2 separate regions of the Homo sapiens genome follow, and region 1 is linked to region 2. The links are chromatin contacts, found by Hi-C in ENCODE. All regions are on one chromosome and are shown on one strand. Each heading gives the region's core, a stretch centred on a gene start or an enhancer-like site at or near the end of the contact. The rest is flanking DNA. Distances are from core to core; before and after follow the strand shown. Region 1 overlaps PALD1 (phosphatase domain containing paladin 1). Region 2 overlaps PPA1 (inorganic pyrophosphatase 1).

Region 1 (5,532 bases), core at 1,460-3,959, 330 kb before region 2:
AAATCTCGCTTTGAGACCAGAGGATGTTTCCTTCTCCCTGTGTGGCTCCCTTCACCTCAGCTGTTCTTCAAACTCTTCTGAAAGGAAAACAGGAGACACAGGCTGTTTTAAAAACCCAACACTAAGAATTAACGTCACCAGGCAAAGCCCAGGAAAAGTGTCGCTGGCATTAATGATTCTAGCAGGGCTTCCTCCAGGTGCCCTGACTTTGGTTTTTGTCATAAATATTTTCCCTTTCCAAGCCCAAAAGGAAACAACGAAGTCTGCTGCGGGTGTCACCGCCCTGGGCTGGCGGCCATGTTGGATTCTCCTCAGCCAGGGCCCGGCATTCTAACTTCCGTCCAAAGCGCTGGAAGTGGCTTAGTTCAATGGGTTTTCTTTCTTTTTTCCTTTTGAGGCAGTTTGTTTGTTTATTTGTTTGTTTTGAGATGGAGTCTCACTCTGTCACCCAGGCTAGAGTGCAGCAGCATGATCTCGGCTTACTGCAACCTCTGCCTCCAGGGTTCAAGTGATTCTCCTGCCTCAGCCTCCCGAGTAGCTGGGATTACAGGTGTGCGCCACCACGCTCGGCTAATTTTTGTATTTTTTGTAGAGACAGGGTTTCACCATGTTGGCCAGGCTGGTCTTGAACTCCCGACCTCAGGTGATCCTCCCACCTTGGCCTCCCAAAGTGCTGGGATTACAGGCATGAGCCAGAGTGCATGGCCTTGAGGCAGTTCTTAAAATGCCCCAAGCATCTGGCCCCTTCACATGCAGGAGGCATCCAAGCCTTGACTCAACCTTGCAGACACTGGAGAACAGAGGGGCACCGCCGTGGGCTGCAGCCCCGTGAAGTCGGGCTGCTTGAGACAGGCATAGAGAGAAGGGTCGAGGCTGTTCCCTCAGGGAAGGTCTGTCCCAGTGGAAAATATGTCCCCAGGCTTGGCTCCACTACCTCCCAGCTGCACCCACAACCTGTGTCTGGGATGTGTTCTTGTCCTTGTCCTTCTCCTGGTCAGTCTGCGACTTCCTCAAAGGCAAGGACCATGGCTTCCAGTTCTGTTTCCCTGCAGCAGGGCTCAAGGTGGGCAGGGAGAGGTGAAATGGTGCCTCCGCCCGCTTGAGAGGCCATGTGGCATGGCAGAGAGGCTCAATCTGGGAGTCAGGGGCCGGGTCTTGTCCCCCTCCTAAATCTGCCAGCTGTGTGTTCTTGGGCAAGCTCAGTGCCTCCCTCCTCAAATGTAAAACCGGAACCAACATTAGAACACCCTTTATCACACACAGGCAAAGTGAGGACGGTGGTCGTAAAAATGTCTATCAGCCCAGCATGGGCACCTCTCGGACTACTTCCAAGTTGGCTAAGGAGATGTCAGGACATGTGTGGCCGGCACTGGGTCTCTAGTGACTCCCTGTCCCTCCGCATGAGCCTCTACCCCATCCCACTCCCTGCTGGCTCTCACTCCAGTCACCCAGACTCTCCTCACAGACTCCAGCCACATCCAAATCTGGAGGAACATTAGGCCTTGCTGAAGCCAACATCTTTCCCTCATTTTTAGACAAGCATCTCCCAAACCAACCCATCCACTGGAGACAGGGAAATCAAAGGAAACAGCAAACATGGAACCTGCCTGTCTGTCCCCAACACACCTGAGGGGAAGTCTCTCGTTCTGGAAGTATCGCAGTTAATTAATGTAGATGGAATGAGAGAGCCAGCAGATCACCATTCTGCAAGCTGGCGATGCACACTGCTGCAAGCCAGTCATAATAGGAGAGACGACAGGATCTTCCAGCCCCAACAGCAGCATACGGCACCCCCAGTAACCATTCCGGCCACACTGAGCCGGAATCTTATGAAGCCTTGGATGCGAACCATTTCCAGGAAGCACAGGCCAACTTAAACCTAGGGGTGCAACTAGGAAAATTAGCTCCAGGAAGCCCAGGAAGACAACCAGTTTACCTCACAAATATATTTCAGGGGGGAAAAGGAGAACTGTATGAGATTAAAAGAGACTTAGGGCCACGTCAACCAAATGCAACATGTGGATCTTGTTTGGATCCTGATCCAGCTGCAAAAAGCCTGTGAGATTAGTGGAAACATCTAAACATTGACCAGATGTTTGCTGGTAAGTAGCGACTGTCCATTGTTTAAGAGGCAATCATGGCGGTGTGACTGCCTTCTTTAAAAGATCCCCCTTCTTTAGAGGTACGTACTGAAATATGCACAGAAGAAGTAACATGAGGACTGCGATGTGCTTTAAAATAATTCAGTGAGAGCTCGGAGGGCTTGAGATAAAATAAGACTGGCTGAGATGGGTACTTACTGCAGCTGGGAGGTGGGCACATGAGGGCTGAGGAAATTATGCTCTCTGCTTTGAAATTTTCTGTTTGAAACATTCCAAAATACTTAAAAATATAAGTTCCTAAGTTTTGACTCATTCAGTAATTCTACTTCTAAGTATCAGCTTTACAAAAATAATCCACACAACGGAAAAGCCACATGCGCTACGAGGTCCACATCACCCCCCATCCCAGAAGACGACAGGAAAGAATGTGAAGGGCCGCGCGTGCTACACACAGCAACAGCATGAGAAACAGTACTTCCACTCACTGCATGGAATGTGAACACGGAATGCGATGATGTAAGGGCTCCTCAGCAAACACGACAAAATGCCCAGAAGCCGGAGCTGTTGCTTAATTTTGCCTCTCTCTGCCCTACGAGAACGTCAGCTCTGCGCACCTTTCATCACCGGTCCCTACTCAGTGTCCGCCCAGGGCCCAGCACTGAGGCAGCACATGCTGGCTGGGCACATGTTGAAATGCATAAACACAGCCTAGGTGAGTGGCGAGAGACGTCCCGTGGGCCTGCCACAATCACAGCTTCCAGAGAGCTGCATGCAAGTGCACGAAGCCCAGAAGGAAACGGGCAAAAGTAAAATCATCGCTGAGTTGGCAGGATTCTGGGAGACTGGGAGACTCTTTGCTCAACCTGAGCCACCTAAGCTTTTGGTACTTACTGTCCTTATTCTTGCTGTGCAACCTCAGGGTGCAGATGAAGATTCATGTACATTCTGAGCCCTCCTCTCTGATCCACAACAGGAAACTGACCTCCAAATTCTTCCACTGTTCCCAACTGAGGGCCCTGGAATAGTTTTATTGCTGAAGAAGCACAAATGCCATATCACAGGAGCTGTGTTCTTCACTGCTTATTACTAAAGTATAAGTTGACTGCTGAAGCCGGCAGGGGGCCAGGAAAAGGAAATTCACCATTTGGGGGCTCTGGGGAGTGAGGGGCAGGAAGCCAAGCAGACACATGCTGTTGAATTTCAGGATCCCAAGTGGACTCTTGGGATTTTGGAAAACTTCAGATGGGCCAAATGTGGACTGGTCCTAGAACATTCCCGGGCAAATTAAGCCGATGGAGGGGATAAAGCCCTACCCAAGCCTGAGCTCAGGTCCATTTACATCCAGAGGCTGTGGGGGATCTGACCAGGCTGATGGCACCCTCTGCATGGACAGCACCCGGCTCTGAGCAAAGAACCACAGACCCTGCTGGAGGCCACCTGGGACTTCTGGTTTGAAACCAGAGGGCAGAAGTTTAAATAAACAGCTGATACCACAGGTGAGACCCAGCTGCCAATTTCCAGAAGTCACCATTAGAGAGAAGGGGTGGTAGGGGCCGCTGCCTTTCTAGAGACTCCGCACATCTCCCTGCAGCCCACTGGGGCAACATGGATGAGATCCTTGGGTCAAGGACAACATGGTCTGGGGAGGAGCGTGGGCTGGGAGTGAAGATCGTTGCCTCTCATCCCCACTCAGCCACCAACTCACGGTGGTTAACCTGAAAAGGTTAAACACAGAATTACCATATGATCCAGCAATTCCACTCCTAGGTATATAACCAAGAGAAATGAAAACATACGTTCACACAAAAACTTGTACATGAATTTTCACAGCAACATTATTCATAATAGCCAAAAAGTTCTACAACAAACCAAATGTCCATCAGCTGATAAACAGACAGACATAATGGGATATGTCTATACAATGGAATATTATTCAGCCATACAAATGCAGTAATAATACATGCTACAACACGGATAAACCTTCAAACATTATGCTAAGTGAAAGAAGCCAGACACAAAGGACCACATGGTGTATGATTCCACTTATACGAAATGGCCAGACCATGCAAATCCACAGAGGCAGAAAGATCAGTGGCTGCCAGATGGTGGGGGAGGGGAAGCGATTGCTAGCGGGTGTGAGGTTTCTTTTTAGGGTGATGAAAAATGTTCTAAACTTGATGTGGTGCTGGATGCACAACTCTATGAATGTACTAAAAACCAGGGACTCGTGCACCATAAATAAGTGAATTGCATGGCACATGAATTGTATACATCGTGAATTGTATACATCCCCTAGTGTGGTCCCCGCCAGCATCAGTATCATCTGGGAGTGTGTTAGACCTCCAGACCTACAGAATCAGAAGCTCCAGAGTGGGGCCCAGCAGCCTGCATTTTAACAAGTCTAACATGTGATTCTGAAGCCCACTAAAGCTGGGGGCCGCTGCTTAGAATATGTGGCTCTCAGCCTTGGCTGTGTGTTGGAATCACCTGGGAGACTTCAAAAACAAGACCCGTGCCCTGGCCAAGACACCCCTACCAACTAAATCAGACTCTCTAGGGATGGAGCTCTGCCACAGCATGGTTTAAAGCTCTCAGATCTCTTGGACATGTGGGGTGCAAGCCCCTGAACTAGAGGGTGTCTCCTCTCAGTCCCTCTGCTCTTCAGTGCCTCTAAGAATTTGGCCAGGTAGGTCACTGGCACCACCTGGTGGCCATATCCCAGAATGACTCTACATCTTGCCTCTGGGCCCTCCAAGGGGCCTTGGGGCTCAGGGATCTGTGTCCTCCCACTGCAGAGGTCACGACCAACCTGGCCTTTGGAAAGGGGGTGGGTGACCTGGTGGGAGCGGGTAAGAATCCTAGCTGGCTCTGCTTCCTCTCTCATTAAAAAACACTTCACATCCAGAAGGCAGCCAGAGTGACCACCTCTAACAGCCCCAGCCACCTTCCTTCTCCAATGCCAACAGAGTCAAGCAGTCACCTCTAGCAGCCCCAACTACCCTTCCCTCTCCAATGTCCAGGGAGGAGTGCCAACTCACCCATACCAACTCATCTCCAATAACTTCTGTGTCATCAGATGCGGGCACCGAACCACCTTTGCTGCCTCTAAACTCGTTTTGCACCTTTCGGCCCCCTGGCCTTTGCCATGCATCCCCTCCCACCTGATGCGCCTTCCCAGGCTGTCTCTGAGGACACTGCTCCAGGCCAGCTCTGGGGGAGCCCTCCTGTCTCCCCACGGCTCAGGCCCTGTCACGCTCCCTGCTCCGCCCTCTGGGTGCCTCGCAGTGGACATCGAGGGCTGCAGAGCTCAGAGGAAGGGGGGCCTATCAGCTTCAGGAGTCAGGGAGGTAGGGGCTCTCTAACAGAGCCTGGCCAGCATGGGATGGAAGGTCTAAGATGCTCTGAAGCAGGCATCCTTTTTCAACTATTG
Region 2 (6,009 bases), core at 1,000-3,499:
AAGCATGGTAGGATTGGAGGATGGAGTTCTGGGAAGTCCTAACAGTGGGAGTAACAAGATAGTAAATCCAAGATCCAGCTAAGTAAAAGCTGAAACCAGTTGGGATTAAAGAAGAAGGAATGAATTTGTAACTGGGTAGTACGAAATTTCTTAAAATCAGTATTTTTTAAGTGCGTGAATATTGGAATCATTAGAATGCATAAAAACAGTAATAGTTTTTATAGCAACTCTGTTGCTATAAAATTCATTGAATTTCTCATATCAGTTGCCCTGAAAAATCCTAAATATCACTGTTGTTCACCTAGTAGCAACTCTTTGAATTGTAGCCAGATGTCTAGAAGAAGGTTGTTCTTTAGTAGTAATTCCTGCTAAAGTATGTGGAACACCCCCTCCTTACAAGTACAGAGCTGGGCAGGATGGCTTGCACCTGTAGTCCCAGCTACTAGGGATGCATAGGCAGGAGGATCACTTGAGGCTAGGAATTAGAGACCAGCCTGCTCAACATAGTGTGACTTCATCTCCAAAAACATAATTAAAAAACAATTAGCCAGGTGTGGTGGTGCACACCTGTAGGCCCAGCTACTTAGGAGGCTGAGGCAGGAGGATTGCTTGAGACCAGGAGTTGGAGGCTGCAGTGAGCTATGATTGCGTCACTGTACTCCAGTCTGGATGACAGAGTGAGACCCCGTCTCTCTCTCTCTCTCTCTTTAAAAAAATGTTTTTTAAGAGACAGGGTCTTGCTATGTTGGTCAGGTTGGTCTTGAACTCTTGGCCTCAAGCGGTCCTCCTGCCTCTGCCTCCCAAAGTGCTAGGATTATAGACGTTAGTCGCCACGCCTGGCTGAGACAAGTATTACTACAGCATCTACATGCATTTGAAAGTGTGCTAGTATTCCATGCATAAAAAATGATGAGTTCATGTCCTTTGTAGGGACATGGATGAAGCTGGAAACCATCATTCTCAGCAAACTGTTGCAAGGACAAAAAACCAAACACCGCATTTCTCACTCATAGGTGGGAATTGAACAATGAGAACACGTGGACACAGGAAGGGGAACATCACACACCGGGGCCTGTTGTGGGGTGGGGGGAGGGGGAAAGGATAGTATTAGGAGATATACCTAATGCTAAATGATGAGTTAATGGGTGCAGCACACCAACATGCAACATGGCACATGTATACATATGTAACAAACCTGCACTTTGTGCACATATACCCTAAAACTTAAAGTATAATAATAAAAAAAAAGTGTGCTAAACATTGATTTTACAGATGAGTCACTCACCCCAAGCTGTAGCCTGAGGCCTACAAACTGGAAGTACCTGATTTAGCAGGCGAGAATTCTACCCCTGAACCACCAATGCTACCAGCAGGAAGTACCTGATTTGGAAATCCAACTCTTTGGGAGTTAAAAGAACTTTTATTTTGTTCATTGCTAGTCTTCGGAGCCTAGAAAAGTGCCTGGCACATCCTGGTGGTTCACAACAAATATTTGTTGAAAAAAATCAATGAATTGACTCTGGCTTTTGCAGGTACTCCTTGTTGTTTTTCGCCCAGCTAATTTCTTTTTTTTTTTTTTTTTTTTTTTTGAGACGGAGTCTTGCTCTGTGGCCCAGGCTGGAGTGCAGTGGTGTGATCTCAGTTCACTGCAACCTCCGCCTCCCAGGTTCACGCCATTCTCCTGCCTCAGCCTCCCGAGTAGCTGGGACTACAGGCACCTGCCACCACGCCCAGCTAATTTTTTTGTATTTTTAGTAGACACGGTTTTTCACTGTGTTAGCCAGGATGGTCTCGATCTCCTGACCTCATAATCCGCCCACCTCGGCCTCCCAAAGTGCTATGATTACAGGTGTGAGCCACCACCCCCCGGCCTCACCCAGCTAATTTCTAAAAAGCACCAGACCTTCAAGCTTTTGTTCGCAGCAGAATTCTCTTACCATTTTCTGAAGGATGTTTTCTTCCTTGTTATTTTTTTCCTTCCCATTAATTATGTAGATTTATGTTATTAGGTAATACTGTTTTGAGGATCTATACATATTTGTCATTTACTGCTATTAAAGTGTTCAATATAGTTTCTAAACTTTGAATTAGTTATTTTAGCTCTATCTGCTATATCTTTCTTGAAGCAATGTATTCATTTGGTGGTGTTTTAACGAAATTAACAGCTAATCTTGGCGAGCTCTTCAGTTGATCTTTCATGTCGTAACAGCTCCATCTTGTGAATCTTTAGGGTACTGCTGCTGGAAACCGAAAGCCCTGACTTGTTCTTTTCACAGACCTACAGATCTCTCGTTTTTACACCTGAGAAGTGGACAAAATACTTGAAAACCTAGTGGACAAGGTGAAATTTAGTCAAAGATTGGTTCTGAGGTTTTCTACCCAGGATTAATAATTAGTGTTACATTTTCTAAACCATCTGGTTATTTTAGAGGGAAACAGGGATAGAGCAGTTTCTTCAGTCCTAGATTTAAGTAATATCTCCATTCTTTTGGTTTTTATGTTGTATTGGGTAAGTGAGGTATCAGGAGGCTTGGAGCAGAAACCTATGGATGCTTTAGTCTCCCATGGTTTCAGCAGGAACTTAAAATGACAGAAGTTCTACACTTTTGAATCAAAATCAGTGTAGTTTTTCTGCTTGGTAGCAGCAGGTAATTATTGACTTGAAACCTTTGACTTATTCCCTTGTGGCTTATCAGTTCCCGTTTTTTGATGGAAAGTAGCAAAGAAGTAATTCTAAAGAGTGGTGTAACCAAGTGATTTTCATTTTAAGTTAAGTTCTTAAAATGTACTTTACCAGTCTGGGGTAACATGGCAAAGCTCCATCTCTACAAAAAAAAAAAAAAAAAAATATATATATATATATATAAATTATATATATATATAATTTATATATATATTATATATATAAATTATATATATGTTATATATATAAATTATATATATAGTATATATATAAAAATTATATATATTATATATAAATTATATATATAGTATATATAAAAATTATATATATTATATATAAATTATATATATAGTATATATAAAGTATATATTATATATATAAGAATTATATATATAATATATATAAAAATTATATATATAATATATATAAAAATTATATATATTATATATATATAAATTATATATATTATATATATATAAATTATATATATTATATATATATAAATTATATATATTATATATATAAATTATATATATTATATATATATAAATTATATATATTATATATATATAAATTATATATAATATATATATAAATTATATATATTATATATATATAAATTATATATAATATATATATAAATTATATATAATATATAATTATATATATTATATATATAATTATATATATATTATACATAAAAATTATATATAATACATATATAATTTATATATATAAAATTATATAATATATATAAAAATTATATATATATGCACATACACGCACACACACACACATATATACATATACACACACACACAATTAGCTGGATGTGGTGGCATGCATCTGTAGCTCCAGCTACTCAGGAGGCTGAGATGGGAAGATTGCTTGAGCCAGGGTGGTTGAGGCTTCAGTGAGTCAAGCTCATACCACTGCACTCCAGCCTAGGTGGCAGAGTGAGACCTTGTCTCAAAAAAAAAAAAAAAAAGTACTTTTTATAAGCATAATTGCAGGCCAGGTGCGGTGGCTTACACCTGTAATCCCAGCACTTTGGGAGGCTGAGGCGGGTGGATCACCTGAGGTCAGGAGTTTGAGACCAGCCTGGCCAACATGGCGAAACTCCATCTCTACTAAAAATACAAAAATTAGCCAGGTGTAGTGGCACGCCCCTGTGTTATCCCAGCTACTCAGGAGGCTGAGACAGTAGAATCACTTGAACTCAGGAGGCAGAGGTTGCAGTGAGCCAAGATTGTGCCACTGCACTCCAGCCTGGGTGACAGAAAACAGTAATTGCAGATTTAGCTTCATCTGTGCCCTTTGTAGAGGCTAAAAACTGAAAAACTGCAGTTAAAGTTCTATTCCGTGAAAAAAAATAGTATTCTGAATAATTAAAGCTCAAGTTTAATTAAATAACCTATGGCATATTTAACTCCAGTGTGCAAAATGGGTTGGCAAAGTATGGTTTGTTTTTTCATTGTGTTTTTAAACTGCACATCTGGGAATTTACTCCCTGAATATATCATCTATTTTATAGTAGTCAGTTTAAGGCTATAAGCCAATTACAGTAGAACTATCATTGATTAAAATATTTTTAAAGCATATTCTCTTATCTTCAAGGTCAAAGTCCTTTTCAGGGGGGCTTTATTTCTAAAAACAGCCGAATTGGGAGAATAATGTGGATAATGAAGCTGATGAGTTTTGTTTGATGCTAAAACTAAAGTATGACCAAGTAATTAGGCTGATGTGGGGTTCGTCTTATAAACTAAAGTATGATCAAGTAATTAGTCTGACTTGGGGTTTGTCTTATAAACTGTCTCTGAAATAGAAGCTCCAAAAACATTTTGAGTAATTGCAGTGTCTCTGAAGGAAATAACACTGGCCTTTGGAGAGTGTTTTGAAGATGGTCTTCTTCAGAGATACAGGTTCTGTTACGTTTATTTAAGAACTGTTTCCTTCCTAGGAACATTCTTTCCACTGTCAGCTTTTATTCTGAAACACTTAAAGCATACAGAAAAGTTAAAAGATTTATATAGTAAGTTGGCTGGGCAAGATGGCTCACACCTGTAATCCTAGCACTTTGGGAGGTGGAGGCAGGAGGATCACTTGAGGCCAGGAGTTTGAGACCAGCCTGGGCAACACAGTAAGACCTTGCCTCTATAAAAAATTTAGAAGTAAATAAAAATTAAGAAGAACTATACCGTAAGCAATCATATACTGACCACCTTGATTCTATAATGAATATTTTCCTATAATTGCATTATTTCTTCATCCATCATTCTCTTTTTTTGATGCATTTTGTTGAAAATCCAATTGACTTCAAAGATCTGATACAATGAACAGTTTGACTTTGGAAGAAATAGTGCATGCTCCCTCAGAGAACAAATTGGCTCCTGTGACCATCTCACTTTCTCTTTGTTTTTTCAGGATGTGTTTCACATGGTAGTTGAAGTACCACGCTGGTCTAATGCAAAAATGGAGGTAATATTTCACCTTACATTTGAGTCAGACTTAGGATATTGGTTTTGATCTAGTCACACTGACTTGATCAAGGATGAACCATCTGAACGTCAAGGTTTTTCTCTGTCTGGTCCCAGTCTATTTTCTAGTTGTATCTCCCATTGCCTACTAGTCTTCCCTTTGGGCTCCAGCTAAACTCAACTGTTTACAAATATGCCCCAAACTTTTCTTCCCAACATCTTTGCTTCCAATGTTCCCAAAGCCTAGAATTACTTTTTCTCCTCTTACTCTCTGTAAGCCCTTCACTGACCCCTCCTTAGTCACCCCAGCCACAGATACTCTCATTGGAATTTCAGTTGCATGGTGTTAGTTTCTTTCTGATGATACCTACCATCATTGCCTTTTTGTTATGGATATTTATAACATATTTTATATCACAAACTCTTAACAGTAATCACTTTTTTTGTGTAATAAATACCCAAGTATTTGAATAATTTTAAATTCTGTGAAGGAAAACTAAAATTGGATAATATTTATTTTGCCCTTTTAATAAAAATTGTGGTATTTTTATTACTCAAACATTAGAATTTATTCCAGCTAATTTTAGTCTTTGCTTTCTAGAATTAGTAAATGTTCTTTTTCCCTTCTTGATAGTTCCTTTATACCTCACATAACCTTTCACTTAATGGCCGATTATGGAAACACCTTAGTTCAATTATAAAAGTGTTAGGGATAAAATATATCATTAAAGTGGAATTAGGGAACATAGGTACCATAATTCATTTCCTCAGATCCTTATTTGAATAGTATTTCACATCCAAATATGCAAAGATTTGAAATTTTCTTATTTCAGATTGCTACAAAGGACC

What was found. Hi-C counts contacts between places; a loop is a spot of excess contacts on that map. Pooled maps may share reads with other maps.
Region 1: a map of heart left ventricle shows a loop between it and region 2 (4-fold over the local background). The contact joins two enhancer-like sites. A Hi-C loop is called at or near these places in 11 of 168 maps with a recorded cell type or tissue (CD4-positive, alpha-beta memory T cell, CD8-positive, alpha-beta T cell, Caco-2 and 7 more), 11 of 37 single-sample maps with no recorded cell type and 27 of 50 pooled maps.

Annotation. Positions count from the first base shown.
Region 1 is chr10:70,549,322-70,554,853 of GRCh38, reverse strand. The region is part of intron 18 of PALD1 (phosphatase domain containing paladin 1); the gene reads right to left. Among named protein-coding and RNA genes, the nearest start is that of PRF1, 51 kb to the left of the region's middle. Within about 2 kb of position 2,709, at least 7 of the 41 ENCODE cell types and tissues checked have a DNase peak (open chromatin) inside an H3K27ac peak, as active enhancers do.
Region 2 is chr10:70,217,916-70,223,924 of GRCh38, reverse strand. It overlaps PPA1 (inorganic pyrophosphatase 1), which reads left to right. Exons shown (of 11, transcript NM_021129.4): 3 at 5,108-5,161; 4 at 5,994-6,009. Among named protein-coding and RNA genes, the nearest start is that of PPA1, 13 kb to the left of the region's middle. RefSeq lists enhancers at 1,184-1,684, 1,685-2,185. Within about 2 kb of position 2,249, at least 12 of the 41 ENCODE cell types and tissues checked have a DNase peak (open chromatin) inside an H3K27ac peak, as active enhancers do.